Regions from separate parts of the Homo sapiens genome. Here region 2 is linked to region 1. A link is an interaction called in ENCODE POLR2A ChIA-PET data of the cell type or tissue named here. Cell type or tissue: CD4-positive, alpha-beta T cell. All regions are shown on one strand. Each heading gives the region's core, and the rest is flanking DNA. Links, peaks and the distances in the headings are about the cores only. Region 1 has its middle 20 kb from the start of MACF1. Region 2 overlaps MACF1 (microtubule actin crosslinking factor 1).

The links. Peaks named below come from ENCODE experiments on the same cell type or tissue, not always from the same donor. Only the 100,000 strongest peaks of a DNase experiment are listed, where the experiment ranks them.
Region 2: POLR2A ChIA-PET joins it to region 1 with 5 read pairs; 5 of 35 experiments call an interaction of 5 or more read pairs at or near these places.

Annotation. Positions count from the first base shown.
Region 1 is chr1:39,180,297-39,188,637 of GRCh38, forward strand. It overlaps a transcript of MACF1 not described here. Among named protein-coding and RNA genes, the nearest start is that of MACF1, 20 kb to the right of the region's middle. RefSeq lists enhancers at 2,845-4,044, 3,285-3,799, 3,554-3,823, 3,800-4,313. In CD4-positive, alpha-beta T cell, for the core only: CTCF peaks have their summits at 3,584 (motif pointing right) and 3,783; DNase peaks (open chromatin) are centred at 3,595, 3,945 and 5,575; H3K27ac peaks cover 2,182 bases.
Region 2 is chr1:39,287,731-39,296,071 of GRCh38, forward strand. MACF1 (microtubule actin crosslinking factor 1) reads left to right here. Exons shown (of 101, transcript NM_001394062.1): 16 at 4,180-4,308; 17 at 5,036-5,113; 18 at 5,728-5,889; 19 at 7,316-7,420; 20 at 8,057-8,152. Among named protein-coding and RNA genes, the nearest start is that of MACF1, 87 kb to the left of the region's middle. In CD4-positive, alpha-beta T cell, for the core only: no CTCF peak of the experiment used is centred there; no DNase peak of the experiment used is centred there.

The sequences.
Region 1 (8,341 bases), core at 88-8,087:
GGATGAGTTGTGGCCAATTGATATAAAAGGAGATATAGGCCAGGCATGGTGGCTCGTATCTGTAATCCCAGCACTTTGGGAGGCTGAGGCAGGTGGATCACTTGGGGTCAGGAGTTCAAGGCCAGCCTGGCCAACATGGTGAAACCCCATCTCTACTAAAAATACAAAAATTAGCAGGGCGTGGTGGCTCATGCCTGTAATTCCAGCTACCGGGGAGGCTGAGACAGGAGAATCGCTTGAATCTGGGAGGCAGAGGTTTCAGTGAGCCGAGATTGCGCCACTAGACTCCAGCCTGGGCAACAGAGCGATACTCCACCTCACACGCACACACACAAAGAAGATGTACTTTCTTCTTTTGATACTTTTTTACATATTTGACGCATTTGTGATAGAGAAATGGATTATGATTATTCTATCCTTCTTCCTTTTACTAAGGTAGAATGAGCCAAGGTCAGTGGGGCCTGACGGATCTCAGGGCCTTTGCTGTTCCTCTCATCCCTGGCTATGGTTGGCTAAGTCTCTTTTTCTTAGGTCTCAGGGTGTTCAGCTGTTTTGGGAACTTGTTGAAAATTGTTGCTTTGCAGTACAAAAGACACTCTGTTACTTTTTAATCAATATCTTTTTTTTTGAGACAGGGTCTGGCTCTGTTGCCCAGGCTCGACTACAGTAGCCCATCTCTGTTCACTGCAGCCTCTGCCTCCCGGGTTCAAGTGATTCTTGTGCCACAGCCTCCTGAGCAGCTGGGACTACAGGCGCGTGCTACCATGCCCAGCTAATATTTTTGTATTTTTAGTAGAGATGGGATTTTGCCACGTTGTCCAGGCTGGCTTCGAACTCCTGGCCTCAAGCGGTACACCCGCCTTGGCCTTCCAAAGTGCTGGGATTATAGGCGTGAGCCACTGCGCTGGGCCAGTAATCAGTATCTTTTTAGCATATTACTTATTTTGGGGGGATCCTCCAAATCAGGGGTCTCCAGTGTGCTAAATATTTGATAGAGCATAGGGAAATTTGAGTATTTTAGTTTCCGAGTATTAGTAAAGAGTGGCTCACATTGCCTTTTACTTTATACGTTCATGCATTGGAAGACTTAATATTGTTAAGATGGCAGCACTCCCCAAACTGATCTATAGATTCAATGCAATCCCTGTCAGAATCCCAGTGGGGTTTTTTCTTCTTCTTTCTTCTCCTCCTCCTCCTCTTCCTCTTATTCTTCGTCTTCCTCTTCCTCCTCCTCCTCTTCTTCCAGAAATTGGCAAGCTGCTCCTGAAATTCATGTGAAAATGCAAGGGACCCAGAATAGTCAAAACAATCTTGAAAAAGAACAAAATTGGAGGACTCACACTTCCAGATTTGAAAACTTACTACAAAGCTACAGTAATTAAGACAGGATGGTACTGGCATAGGGATAGACATATAGATCAATGGAATAGAATTGAGAGTCTAAAAATAAACCCTTACATTTATGGTAAATTGATTTGTGATAAAGGTGCCAAGACAATTCAATGTAGAAAGAATTGTCTTTTCAACAAATTATACTGGGACAACTGGATATCCATATACAAAAGAATGAAATTGGCCAGGCGTTGTGGCTCACGCCCATAATCCCAGCACTTTAGCAGGCAGAGGTAGGTGGATCACGAGATCAGGAGTTCGAGACCAGCCTGGCCAACATTGTGAAACCCCATTTCTACTAAAAATACAAAAATTAGCTGGATGTGGTGGCGGGCACCTGTAATCCCAGCTACTCGGGAGGCTGAGGCAGGAGAATCGCTTGAACCCGGGAGGCAGAGGTTGCAGTGAGCTGAGATGACGCCATTGCACTCCAGCCTGGGCAACAGAGCAAGACTCCACCTTAAAAAAAAAAAAAAAAAGAATTTAAACCCTGACCTCACACAACATATAAAACTTAACTCAAAGTGGAACATAGACCTACATATAAGAGCTAAAATTACAAAACTATTAGAAGAAAACTTAGGGGTAAATCTTTGTGACCTTGGATTAGGTAGTGGTTTCTTGTAGCTAACACTGAAAGTATACACAAAAAAGAAAAAAATAGAGAAATTATACTTGATCAAAATGTAAAACCTTTGTGCTTCAAAGGACACTACCTAGAAAATGAAGACACCTCACAGAATGGGAGAAAATATTTGCAAATCATATATCTAATAAGGGACTTATATCCAAAATATATAAAGAATTCTTTGAACTCAACAGTAAAAAGAAAACCCAATAAAAAAATGGGCAAAGGATTTATATAGCCATTTCTTCAAAGAAGATATACAAATGGCTAATAAGCACATGAAAAGATGCTTAGATGCTTAACATCATTAGTTATTATGGAAATGCTAATCAAGATCACAATGAGATACCACTTCATACCCACTAGAATGGCTTTAATAAAAAAGAGAGTGAGGATGTGGAGAAATTGGAACACCCCCAACATTGCTGGTGGGAATATAAAATGGTGCACCTGCTTTAGAAAACAGTTTGGTGGTTCTTCAAAAAGTAGAGTTGCCACATGACCCAGCAATTCCAAAGTATATATCCAAAAGAAATATTATATTCATAGAATATAGAAAACATATATTCATAGAAAACTCGTACATAAATGTTCATAGCAGCATTATTCATAGTAGCCCCAAAGCAGAAACAGCTGAAACATCTATCAACTGATGAATGGATAAACACACTGTGGCATATCCATACAACAGAATATTATTTGTCAGTGAAAAGGAATGAAGTACTGATTGATGCTAACATGGATCAACCTTGAGAACATTAGACTAAGTGAAAGAAGCCAGACACAAAAGGCTTGTATGATTCCATTTATACCATTTATACATAATAGGCAAATCCATAGAGACCATAAGTAGATTAGTGGTTGCTAGGGGTTGAGGAGGGGCGAATGGGAAGTGACTGCTAATTGATATAGGGTTTCTTCAGGGGGTGATGGAATGTTCTAAAGTTAGATAATGGTGATGGTTGAACAACTCTGTGAACATACTGATACTTAAATATCCATTGAATTGTTTACCTAAAAAGGGTGAATTTATGTTAACCAAATCTCAGTGAAGCTGTTATAAAAATATTAGGCTGATTTGTAGGTATGAATAGTATTTGTCTGTTTGTATTGGGCCCCTTATTGCTGCCACTGAGAATCTTGAAGTTGTCTTGAATATTTTGCTTCAGAACTGTCACTGTCTTGAGCAGGCAAGTTACTGTTGCCCCAAATCTTCAAGGTGAGAAACAGGTTTGCAATCATTTTTTTGCAGGAGAATACATGATGGCACTTTATATCAGGAAGCGAACTTTTAAGGTGAGCACTCTGAAGTTGAAGCATTTCCAAGTTTTAAGTGGGACTGTGCCCTACCTTAGTTCTTACTTCATCCTTTAAACTGTGTGTCACACTGGAGTAGGCAGTTTCCCAGCCCCATACCCAGCTCCACCAAGATCCTCACTTCTTTCATCATTTGCCCATTTTTCCCCAGGCTATGTTTGATCTTGCTCTGAGGCCTTCTTTCTTGGGAGGTATAGCGAGAGTAGCTGCAGAAACCTCTGGGTGGCACCCTGCCCCCACAGGATTACCAAAGAATGACATGTGTGGAAGAGGCTCAGGCCTGTGTTGGCAGGAAGAAGTGACTCATTTTTCATCAAAGGAATTTCAAAGAACATATAATGACAGGATGATGTCACAGGAGCAGGTGGAGACAGGAACCTTGATTGAGCTGCTGGAAGATATTAAATGGTGTGGCTGCCTGGGCAGTCAGAATGATTGACCAGCATAAATCACAGGAAACATCACCTGTTTTTTAGTTCCTATTTCATGAGCCCTGGTGTGGGCAGTGCTGTTCATGTGCCCTCAGAGCATATGGTTGAGTCTATGCATGTCTTGGGTATACTGTGTTTGTATCTGGGTGAGATGGCTCACAACATCCTGTGCTAGTCATGGACTTCTTTTTCATGCAGGGCGGCGTGTGTGGGTTCCTGCACTGTGTGCCTCAGTTCTATAGCTAGCAGGGTCTGTGTCTTGGAAATGAGCCTCACATGGTCATACTGGCTGGTTTGAAGGCATGACATTTCCTCTGACATATTTAGAGAGGGGAACTTGCCTTGACATCAGAAGGTCAGATCTCAGAATTTTTTACCTTATTGCCAAAAGTACCCTAGTTCCATCTAGTATTTTGGCAAGAGCTAGATCTTTGCTCAAAGCCCAGTTAAGTCTTGTGGTGGTGGTGTTTTTCTTCTTTGAGTAGAGGGCCCTCCAATGGTGTTGTATGGTTGAAGCTGATAAGGTGAGGCGGAGTGTGGTGGCGGGATGGAGAGTTTCAGTCAGGATAAGTCTTAGTATCTTTTCATATCGCAAAGCAGTAAAGTTGGTTAGGTTATTCAGGCTGTTATTTATATTAAGATTGTGAAAGAGTGCTCCTGGTCATCATCATGCACCTACCAGAGTCTGTGTGATTATGAGGTTGGAGGCTAAATTAGCCATTTACACAAAGATAAAAGAGAGGCTAGCATTGATAATATTCTGCCTCAGGTTTCAGGCCTCTCAAGGAAGGTCTTAGGAGAGATGGCTTAGCAATATCAATTGCTGCCTTTGTGCTTATAACTCGTTCATCTGAAGATGGCCTGGAAAAAGGGACTTTTAGGCTGCATAGGACACCACCAAAAAAGTAGAAGATACTACCTCTCTTTAAGATGTATCAGGGCTGGTGCTGGGCGTGGTGGCACACGCCTGTAATCCCAGCACTTTGGGAGGCCGAGGCAGGTGGATCACGAGGTCAGGAGATCGAGACCATCCTGGCTAACACGGTGAAACCCCATCTCTACTAAAAATACAAAAAAATTAGCTGGGCGTGGTGGCGGGTGCCTGTAGTCCCAGCTACACGGGAGGCTGAGGCAGGAGAATGGCATGTACCTGGGAGGTGGAGCTTGCAGTGAGCCGACATGGCACCACTGCACTCCAGCCTGGGCGACAGAGCGAGACTCCGTCTCAAAAAAAAAAAAAACAAAAAAGGAAAAAGAAAAGAAAAAGATATATCAGAAGAGCTGGGCATGGTAGCTCACACCTGTAGTTCTAGCTACTCGGGAGGCTAAGGCAGGAGGATTGCTTGAGCCCAGGAGTTCAAGGCTATAGAATAGTGCCATGATTGTGCCTGTGTAGTCACTGTACTCCAGCCTGGACAGCATAGAGGCCCAGTTTCTTTAAAAAAAAAAATTTTTTTTTTAAATAAACCCAAGATATATCAGAAGCAAGAAGGAAAAGTTAAAAAACAACAACTATAATTTGAAAGGGAGGAAGGAAAGCTTTATTTATTTCTTGACACAGTCTTTAATTGTTACGTTCTTCTGGCTGATCATGAGTTTTGTTTTTAGACAATATTACTAGGTACACTGTAGGATGTAAACAGATCTTTGGAGTAGGATAAGAAGGAAATGAGTCAGATAACTTACTTCTTAGAGAAGGGTGCTGGACTTTCCGGGGGCTTAGTTAGCAATATTCCTCCTCCCTGCTAGCAGCCATCTCCCTGTATCTCTTCATGAAATAACAAATCATTAGAAGAGATTTTTAACCTGAAGTGCTGAAGGACCCAGGGAAGAAAGTTCCCTAGGGTGTATTTGATTTGGGAGCCCCCTGAGGGTAATCTGTGGTGATGCTGTTTCAGAAGTCACCACCTGACTCGTTGTCAGATGAGTCTGAGCCCAAGACTCGTACCTGCCACATAATATATACAGGTCCTCTCTCCCTTTGGTTATGAGCTAAAGGCCTTTAATCATGAGGTAGAGGAGTGGATAAGGGAGAAATATCTGAAACCCAATTAACCAGATTCCAGAATGTTAAGGGAATCCATGTGGGGGCTGGGATTCTGAACATCTCTCTCTCTCTCTCTCTCTCTCTCTCTCTCTCTCTCTCTCTCTGTGTGTGTGTGTGTGTGTGTGTGTGTGTGTGTTTTGGTGGGGGGTGAAATGACTTTTTTTTTTTTTTAATTTGAGACAGAGTCTCACTCTGTCACCAGGCTGGAGTGCCGTGGCATGCTCGGCTCACTGCAACCACCAACTCCCTGGTTCAAATGATTCTCCTGCCTCAGCCTCCCGAGTAGCTGGGATTACAGGCACGCGCCACCACGCCCGGCCTAGAAATGACTTTTTTAGGGGCTCACCTATAGGATAAAATCCAAACTCATCTTGTCATTTAAGATCTTTCATAATCCAGTCCAACTTTCTATAACATTAAATCAAAATTATACATGTTCTTACTTTAAAAGGTTAAAATATTACTATAAGGCATATGACAAAAATAATCTGTATTTTCCACTATTTTTTTTTAAGAGACAGGGTCTCACTCTTCCACCCAGGCTGGAGTGCAGTGGTGTGATCATGGCTCACTGCACCCTTGAACTCCTGGGCTCAAGGGATCTTCCCACCTCAGCTTCCTGAGTAGCTTAGACTATAGGTGTGTACCACTGCGCCTGGCTAATTTTTTTTTCTTTTTGTAGAGTTGGGGGTCTTGTTTTGTTCTCCAGGCTAGTCTCAAACTCCTGGCCTCAAATGATGCTCCTACCTTGGCCTCCCAGAGTGCTGGGATTGCAGGTGTGGGCCCCCACACCTGGGCCACATTTCTGTTTCTTTTTTTTCTGCACACACAAACAGCCAGAATATATTTCTTTCTCTTTTACTAGTGATTCTTGATTTTTTTTTTTTTTTGGTTTTGAACATTATCTGTTGATATTCTACTACAGAAAATTAGGGTTTAGTTTTTTTATTCTTACCCCCTTAACGTACACACTTTCTCTTCCCCCTTCTTCCCAAAGTCACACGTTATTGCCGTTATATTCAGTGTTCAGATTATTGTGATTATATAAATATTGCTTAAAGGTGAGCTATGTAATATACTATGATTACATTTCCTTTTTGGACCAACTTTTAATTTTTCCTGGAATTAATAATTGCCATATTTTGTCACTTGTTTACTGATCTATGTACATACCTTCAGACTCTCTCATGGGACTCTAAGACTTCTCTCTCAGTATGTTGAAACATATCAAATAATCTTTTAGTTCAATAGTCTATTTGGAGACATCCCCCAGGAGCTTTCTCTTATTCACTCTGGATGGGTTGCTCTTAAAGCCTTTAGTAAAGCTGTCATCCTGGCACTTCCCTTCACTATCATACGGGGAAATTCCCTCACCTGTCTTCCCTGTTGGATTTCATGTTTCCCAGAGCTGATGTCGTATTTCATGATGTACTCCATTTTTTCATTGTGGTATATCCTAGCTTCCTGAGAAAGGATACAAGGGAGGTAAATGTTTTTGAGACTTTGCTTATCTGAAAATGTCTTATTCTACTTTTCATTTGATTAAGAGTTTGAGTATAGAGTTCTAGGTTGCAAATCACTTTCTAGCAGATTTTTTAAAAAATTATTTAAAATTTTTTTGTAGAAATGAGATCTCGCTATGTTGCCCAAGCTGGCCTCAAACTCCTGGCTTCAAGCAATTGTCTGGCTAATACTGCCTTTTAAGTCTCTCTAAGGATATTAATTAGAGGCTGTCTTTCTCTCTCTCTCTCTCTGTCTCTCTCTCTCTCTGTCTCTCTCTCTCTCTCTCTCCTCTCTCCTTCCTTCCTTCCTTCTTTCCCCTTTCCCTTCCCTTCCCTTCCCTTCCCTCCCCTCCTCTCCCCTCCTCTCCCCTCCCCTCCCCTCCCCTTCCCTTCCCTTTCTTTTCTTTTTTCCTCTGCATCCAGCATTGTCTCTGTTTCTTCTGAGCTCCTTCTATTTATTTTGGTCTCTGTCTTTCATGTTAGAAGTTCTCTTAAAATGTCTGATGTTTCTTGGTGATCTTCACATTTAAGACTTGGGCCCTGGCCAGGCACAGTGGCTCACACCTATAATCCCAGCACTTTGGGAGGCCGAGGCAGGTGGATTGCTTGAGCCCAGGAGTTCAAGACTAGCCTGGGCAACCCCATCTGTACAAAAAATTACAAAAATGAGCTGGATGTGGTGGCGCATGGAGGCTGAGGTGGGCAGATTGCTTGAGCCCCGGAGGTTGAAGCTGTAGTAAGCTGAGACTGCGCCACTACACTCCAGCTTGGGCAACAGAGTGAGACCCTGTCTCCAAAAATAAAAAAAGAAAGAGCTGGGCCCTAAAATGCTGATTGGTGGGACTCGTTAACTGGTATACTCCTAATGAATAACCAGGTAGAGGAGGTTGGTTTCCCCAGGAAAGACTGGCCAGTCTCCCATCTGGGGGCCAATTCTGGTAGCTAGAGCTCTGGGCCAAGTGGAGCAATTGGCCAGTCTGGAAGGGCCTCATCGTTCATTGTCAAAGTTTATTGATTGATTGAT
Region 2 (8,341 bases), core at 218-8,217, 110 kb after region 1:
TCCTGGGCTGAAGTGATCCTCCTGCCTCAGTCTCTTGAGTAGCTGGGACAATAGGTATATGCCACCATACCTGGCTTGACTTTCTTAATTATTGATGCTGCCTGAGACCCAAGCCCCCTTCTCCTTAAATCTTGCATGGATGAGGTTGGCACAAATTCTCACAGTCCCGTACTGAATAGCATACAGTTTTCTCATTTGAAACCCTTTGGAATCTTTTCCCTCAGCTAACTGTACTCTGAGTGAGAGCTTGGTGAAAATTGCAATGTCTTTACATCTGTTACCTTTTTTTTTAATTAAAAAAATTTTTTGTGGGTACATAGAAGGTACATATATTTATACGATACATGAGATATTTTGATACAGGCATGTAATGCATAATAATCACATCATGGAAAATGAGGTATCCGTCATCTCAGGAAATTTATCCTTTGTGTTACAGACAATCCAGTTATACTCTTTTAGTTATTTAAAAATGTATAGGCTGGGTGCCGGGTGCAGTGGCTCACGCCTGTATTCCCAGCACTTTGGGAGGCCTAGGCGGGTGGATCACAAGCTCAGGAGATCGAGACCATCCTGGCTAACATGGTGAAACCCCGTCTCTACTAAAAATACAAAAAACTAGCCAGGTGTGGTGGTGGGCGCCTGTAGTCCCAGCTACTTGGGAGGCTGAGGCAGGAGAATGGCGTGAACCAGGGAAGTGAAGCTTGCAGTGAGCTGAGATTGTGCCACTGCACTCCAGCCTGGGAGATAGAGTGAGACTCCATCTAAAAAAAAAAAAAAAAGTACAGGCTGGGCGTGGTAGCTCACACCTGTAATCCTAGCACTTTGGGAGGCCGAGGTGGGCGGATTGTGTGAGTCCAGGAGTTCAAGACCAGTCTGGGCAACATGCGAAATCCCATCTGTATGGAAAACTAACCGGGAATGATGGCGCGCACCGGTGGTCCCAGCTACTTGGGAGGCTGAGGTGGGAGGATCACTTGAGCTTGGGAGGCAGAGGTTGCAAGTGAGCCAAGATCGCACCACTGCGCTCCAGCCTGGGCAACAGAGCAATACCCCATCTCAAAAATAAAACATTAAACAAAAAAATGTACAACTAAATTATTTTGACTATAGTCATCCTGTTGTTCTATCAGATGCTAGGTATTATTCATTCTTTATTTTTTTGTACCCATGAATCATCCCCACCTCCCTCTGATCCCGTAATACTCTTCCCAGCCTGTTTTGATTTATACATCCCACAGCTAAGTGAGAACATGCATTGTTTGTCTTTCTGTGCCTAGCATATTTCACTTAACATAATAACCTCTAGTTCCATCCATATTGTTGCAAATGACAGGTTCTCATTCTTTTTTATGGTTGAATAGTACTCCATTGTGTTTAAGTACCACATTTTCTTTCTCCATTCATCTGTGATGGACACTTAGGTTGCTTCCAAATTCTGGCTATTGTGAATAGTGGTGCAACAAATGTGGGAATGCAGATCTCTTTGATACACTGATTTCCTTTCTTTTGAGTATATACCCAGCAGTGGGATTGCTGGATCATACAGTAGCTCTATTGTTAGTGATTTGAGGAACCTCCAAACTGTTCTCCATAGTGGTTGTACTAATTTACATTCCCACCAACAGCATACGAGGCTTCCGTTTTCTCCATATCCTCACCAGCATTTGTATATTGCCTGTCTTTTGGATAAAAGCCATTTTAACTGGGGTGAGATGATATCACATTGTAGTTTTGAGTTGCATTTCTCTGATAATTAGTGACGTTGAGCACCTTTTCACGTGCCTGTTTGCCATTTGTATGTCTTCTTTTGAGAAATATCTATTCAAATCTTTTACTCATTTTTAATTAGATTATTAGTTTTTTTCCAGTAGAGTTGTTTGAGCTCCTTATATATTCCAGTTATTAATCCCTTGTCAGATAAGTAGTTTGCAAACATTTTCTCCCATTCTGTGGGTTGTCCTTTTTTTTTTTTTTTTTTTTTTTTTTTTTTTTGAGACAGAGTCTTGTTCTGTCTCCCAGGCTGGAGTGCAATGGCGCAATCTCGGCTCACTGCAACCTTTGGATTCTAAGCAATTCTCATGCCTCAGCCTCCCAAGTAGCTGGGACTACAGGCACGCGCCACCATGCCCAGCTAATTTTGTATTTTTAGTAGAGATGGGGTTCACCACATTGGCCAGGCTGGTCTCGAACTCCTGACCTCAGGTGATCCACCCGTCTCGGCCTCCCAAAGTGCTGGGATTACAGGCGTGAGCCACCACACCTGGCCTGTCCCTTTCCTTTGTTGATTCACTGTGCAGAAGCTTGTTAACTTGATGTAATCCCATTTGTTCATTTTAGCTTTGGTTGCCTATGTTGGTGTGGTATTATTCAAGAAACTTTTTCCTAGACTAGTGTCTTGGAAAGTATTTCTGGTGTTTTCTTGTAGTAGTTTCATAGTTTAAGGTGTTTATCCATTTTGATTTGATTTTTGTGTATGATGACAAGGGACAGGGATCAAGTTTCATTCTTCTACATACAGATATCCAGTTTTCCCAGCACCATTAATTGAAGAGACTGTCCTTACCCCAGTGTATGTTCTTGGCACATTTGTTGAAAATGAGTTCATTGTAGGTGTATGGATTTGTTTCTGGGTTCTCTATTCTGTTCCATTGGTCTATGTGTCCATTTCTAGGCTAGTACTATGCTATTTGGTTACTATAGCTCTGCAGTATAATTTGAAGTCAGGTAATGTGATTCCTCCAGTTTTGTTCTTTTTGCTCAGGATAGCTTTGGTTATTTTGGGTCTTTTGTGGTTCCATATAAATTTTAGAATTTTTTTTTTATTTCTGTGAAGAATGTCTTGTATTTTTTATAGGGTAAATCTGTTTTTTTTTTTTTTTTATTCTCTCATTGACAGAGGAGTTTATTCTTCGTTTTTCATTGTTGATGTAACTTTTTTTTTTTTTTTTTTTGAGATGGAGTTTCACTCTTGTTGCCCAAACTGGAGTGCAATGGCACGATCTCGGCTCACTGCAACCTCTGCCTCCCGTGTTCAAGCGATTCTCCTGTCTCAGCCTCCCTAGTAGCTGAGATTACAGGCGTGCGCCACCACGCCCAGCTAATTTTTTGTATTTTTTTTTTTAGTAGAAATGGGGTTTCACCATGTTAGCCAGGCTGGTCTTGAACTCCTGACCTCAGGTGATCCGCCCACCTTGGCCTCCCAAAGTGCTGGGATTACAGGAGTGAGCCATTATGCCCAGTCTCAACTTTTTTTTTTGAGACAGAGTCTCACTCCGTCACCCAGGCTGGAGTGCAGTGGCGTGATCTCCAGTCACTGCAACCTCTGACTCCTGGGTTCAAGCCAAGCAATTCTCCTGCCTCAGCCTCTCAAGTAGCTGGGATTACAGGCGCCCACCACCATGCCTGGCTGATTTTTGTATTTTTAGTAGAGATGGGGTTTCACCATGTTGGCCAGGCTGGTCTCGAACTCCTGACCTCAGGTGATCCACCTGCCTCAGCCCCCCAAAGTGCTGGGATTACAGGCGTGAGCCACTGCGCCTGGCAATCGTAACTCTTAAGTTTAAGCAAGGCTACTGTATTCCGCAGTTCCAAGGGGCACTATTTACATGTGTTCAATGATAGTGGTTCAAATTTGATATTGCCCTTATCTTTCTAACCCTTTTGTTTTATATTAAATTCTTCCTATGTCTGCATAATATATTCCCCATGTAACAATAAATAAAAATATCCCAAAGTAACCTGTTTTAAAATTATCTTCCATTGGCCAGTAGTTGATGTCATGAAATGAAGCTAAATATTTTCAGATACTTCTTTGTTATATCAGTTATGATTGTGAAATGAAAAGACTCCATAAAGAGAAATGCCTAAACTGTAAAGTTAAGCATTTTAAGCCTGTGAAGTTCCCTTTCCCTTTTGGTTGATTACTCCAGGAATGTATACTAATAATGCAGCAGCAAAAGGCTGCTCTGTTGTATAATTGGTGGGCTCTGTTCTCCTGCTTCTTAGCGGTGATGATGGCGTAATTTTTGTGTAAGAGGCTGTAGATTGAAGGAGATGGCCTGGATGTCCTTTTGCTCAGTCCTCTACCCCTTGGTTCCTTGTCCTAACATTGGTTCTGACCATTTTCCTACCAAGCCAGCAGTAAATTATGTCATATATATATTTTTTCTTTTTCAGATGAAACTGGAGCGAGCAGAGTGGGGCAATGACCTGCCTAGTGTGGAGTTGCAGCTAGAAACACAGCAGCACATCCATACGAGTGTAGAAGAGCTGGGCTCAAGTGTCAAGGAGGCCAGGTTGTATGAGGTGCGTAGCCTTCAGAATCCACATTACAGGAGGGACGTGGTTGGAACGGATGAAAGGACAGTACACACAATAAAGCTGTATTGAAGGAGGAGGGTGCTCTGGAAAAGAATAATGATGATGAAGAGCGGTTTATGACAAATTCCCTTTTCACATGAAGTGTATCTGTTAATCTTTGAAATAAACTTGTGAGAAAAGTATTTTTATTAACCCCTTTTTACTAAAATGAAAAGTGATACTGGAAGCTGAGGTCAGAATTAGTAAGTAGTGGATGCAGCATCCAAACTCAGGCCCTCTGCCTCTATAAATTCAGGCACTTTTTACTTCCCCATCTGCCTGCAGTTGAGCGCTGGTTTAGAGAAACTATTCACACAGTTTCCTCTCTCCTTCAGTCACTGTTCTATCTTCCCAGTTTATATTTCAACTCTTCCCTTCAAAAAAGCAGTTGAGTGGGAATCAGGCATTGGTTTTGCTTAGAAGCCTACCAGAATTGCTGGAAACACAGGATAGTGAGGTCTGTTGTTTGTAATTACCCTGCTCAACTGTTGCTCACTTAGTGCTGCTCCAAGTTATAAAATATGACTCAGAAATTTGTTGTCTAAGCTTCTGTTTTCTTAGAGCAACCAATCCATATCTCTATCTAGACATAATATTTGCATAGTTGCAACCATAACACGTAGTTTACTTACTCTTTCTCTAATGTATTTTTATTTCATTCTTTTTTAATCAGGGAAAGATGTCCCAGAATTTCCATACCAGCTATGCTGAAACTCTTGGAAAGCTGGAGACACAGTATTGTAAATTGAAGGTGAGTTTCTGCCGATTCTCTTACATTCTGCTCATAGAGTCTGGTTCCCCCCAATCAACTCTCTTCCGTAATTCAGAAATCTCCTGGTTTGGCCCTGTTTTGGTTTTCTGCTTATTAGGTTATATCATTTACTATGCACTTATTCATATCTATTATAACATTTTCCCAATTTTCTAAATGGGTCAGAAACTACTGTTCTTGAACGTTTTAAATAAATAGAACCTATCCTAGGTATTGTGCTTCAACAAACGTGTGGCTATATGTGCTTTGAGACACCAAAACTAAAAGTTTGAGATTTGTAGAGAGGGGACTTTCCCTCTGATCTGTTGTTTTTCATCCCTGTTTATCAAGATTGTCCAGAGTAGGACAGCCCAGGACCATTCTTTATCCAAGGAGCACCACAAAGGCCTTATGAATTCTGTTTTCTACTTAGGATTGAAAAGAGTTCTGGGAGTCTTATATCAAACTTGTACAAAACTTGAATCCATGGGGAAAAATCCAGAGATTAAGAGCAAATTAATTTCCTGAGTTATTCTCTCCTTTGATGTCAAATGTGCTATCTTCTACAGATACAAAGGCTGCCAGTCTAATCTTATAATCCTTGCTTTGTCTAGGAAACTTCTAGCTTCCGGATGAGGCACCTTCAGAGCCTGCATAAATTTGTTTCCAGAGCTACAGCTGAGTTGATCTGGTTGAATGAGAAGGAGGAGGAGGAACTAGCATATGACTGGAGTGACAACAATTCCAATATCTCAGCCAAGAGAAATTACTTCTCTGTGAGTCTAGCACAGTAGCAGGCCTGTCATACTTATTTAACAGCAGCAGAAGGAGACAGGGCCTAGTCTGCTGAAAGCTTGGGTGGCTGGAGTTGCACTCTGCTAGATAGAAATAGGGGCCCTACTCAATGCATCCATGCATGTGAGAAGTGTAAATGGAGAGAGGGACAGTAGAACCCTAGAGTTAATTTATCTAGAATGCATTTAGAAAGGCAGTGTCTTGGGTGAATAGAGCAGCAACCTGTAAATTGAGTCATTTCAGAAGCAATACAGCATTGTGGTTAAGATTATAGGCTTTGGAGTGCCTAAGTTCAAATTCTTATTCTTCTACTAACTAGCTCTATAACCTTGGGAAGTCATTTAATCTCTCTGGACCTCCATAAAATGAGATAATAGCACCACTTCAAAGCTACCCCCTCCCCTAATAGCACGTATTCCCCAACGGTTGCATAAAAGATTAAGATTTAATAAGCTAATCTAGACAAAGCATTTAGTCTAGTATTGTTCAACTGGGATATACTCTGGACTTTCCACAAATTTCTGAATTCTCCTTAATTCATTTATTAACTTTTTTGTTTCAATCTCTTCGTTTGTAAAAATGGGAAGGGAAATTTAACATTGGACAATAGGACACTGCTTTTTATTCTTTTCAATGAAAGATGTAGACAAGTTAGGATTAGTTTTTGCTACTTTTAGTATTTTCACACTCAGAAGATTTTTAAAGATTTTGTAAACTATGCAAATAGGGAGTTTCTTGTTTTTGTTTTTAACATGCACTTTAGACAGTTTAATTCTATTGATTTAGGGTTCTTAAAAAATATAGGCTTCTTCTGATTGGAGAATGGCATATGATTCTACTGAATTAAAGAAGGAAGATTGGATACTATAATACAATAAACAGGCTGTGTGAGAACTGAAATTAGGCTATAACAGAGATATAAAGAAAGTGCTCTGAAAGCATAGTAAGGATCAGTATCCAGCTTCACAGAAGAGCTATTTAAATTGAGTCCTGCAGTTAATAGAATTTAGAGTCAGTGGAGGACATTGTAGGCTGAATAGTCTAAGCAAAGCCAACCAGTCATTGATACCCATGTCCTGGTGTGTCATGTACTGGTGTGGGTACTGACGTGCAGGAACTGTCCACTCCAGCCAAGTTATCTCTTGTCTCTGGTCCAATGCTTATTCTGTGTTCCCCCATTTTACTCACATCTGGGTCAGGTCCCATGTCCTTTGTGAATCATTTTCCAATAATTCCAGTGTTTGTGCCCTTCTCTGCAATCCTCTGGCATGCACTGTTTATACATCTCATTTTGCCACCAATTCTATATTGTAGGTTCCTTTAAAATAGGGAACACAGCTTTTATTTATGCTATCCGCTCCCCACTGCCAAGAGTGCTTATGCTGTAAAATTGAATTCCATTTTCAGGAGTTGACAATGGAACTGGAGGAGAAACAGGATGTGTTTCGTTCTCTACAAGATACAGCAGAACTACTTTCACTTGAGAACCACCCAGCCAAGCAGACAGTGGAGGTGTGTGACTTGAGAATGTGTGAAGGTCAAATGCTGAGAGGTTGTTGTTATAAAAGTATTCAAATTAGAGACTTTGTTCCACTGAAAGACTTGGAGGAAGTGTCAGGGAACATTTGTCTTGGGTCTTCTCTCTTTTCATTCCTGACTGTTCCTATGTCCCTCAAAAGCCTGCAAACATTTTTGTTAGTCTAAGGAAACTACTAAGAGAAACAATAGAAGGGGCATTGGCTCACAGCTTTCAGAGGAAAAGTGACTTGGACCATATTTCTTCAAATAACTATCCAGACAGATCCTGACTTGACTCTTGTTGGTGTGGTGCCTTTGCCAAAAGAAGAGAAACAGTGGAAGAATTCCAGAGGAATTTATTTATGCCTGGGTTTTGCTGCCTAGATCATTTACTTACAACTGAGTGTGGAAGAGACCTTTTCTATGTAACCCCCTCTAACAAAACCATTTTGGATTAAAGGAACACCTCTTACTCGTGGGAAGCATTGAGCAGATGCCAGTCAAGTATCTCCACATCTTTTCTGTTGGCTTCTCTATCATTAGCAGAGTTGTACTTGGAAAATAGTATTGCGCATATATATTGAGTCTGTTAAACTCAAGCCCTTCTGTCTGTGTGCTTGTTTATTGCAGGCTTACAGTGCTGCTGTCCAGTCCCAGTTGCAGTGGATGAAGCAGCTGTGCCTGTGTGTTGAGCAGCATGTGAAAGAGAATACTGCTTATTTTCAGGTGTGATGGATTTCTGTGTTTGTGTGTGTGTGTACATATGTATGTTAAAGGTGAGGTTACAAACACATCTGCGTTAGTGTGCTTTTGTTGTATAAACCACCACCTTAAAATTTAGTTGCTTAAAACAATAGTCATTTAGATAGCTCATGATTCAGTAGGTGAGCAGTTTGGGCAGGGCTCAGCTAAGTG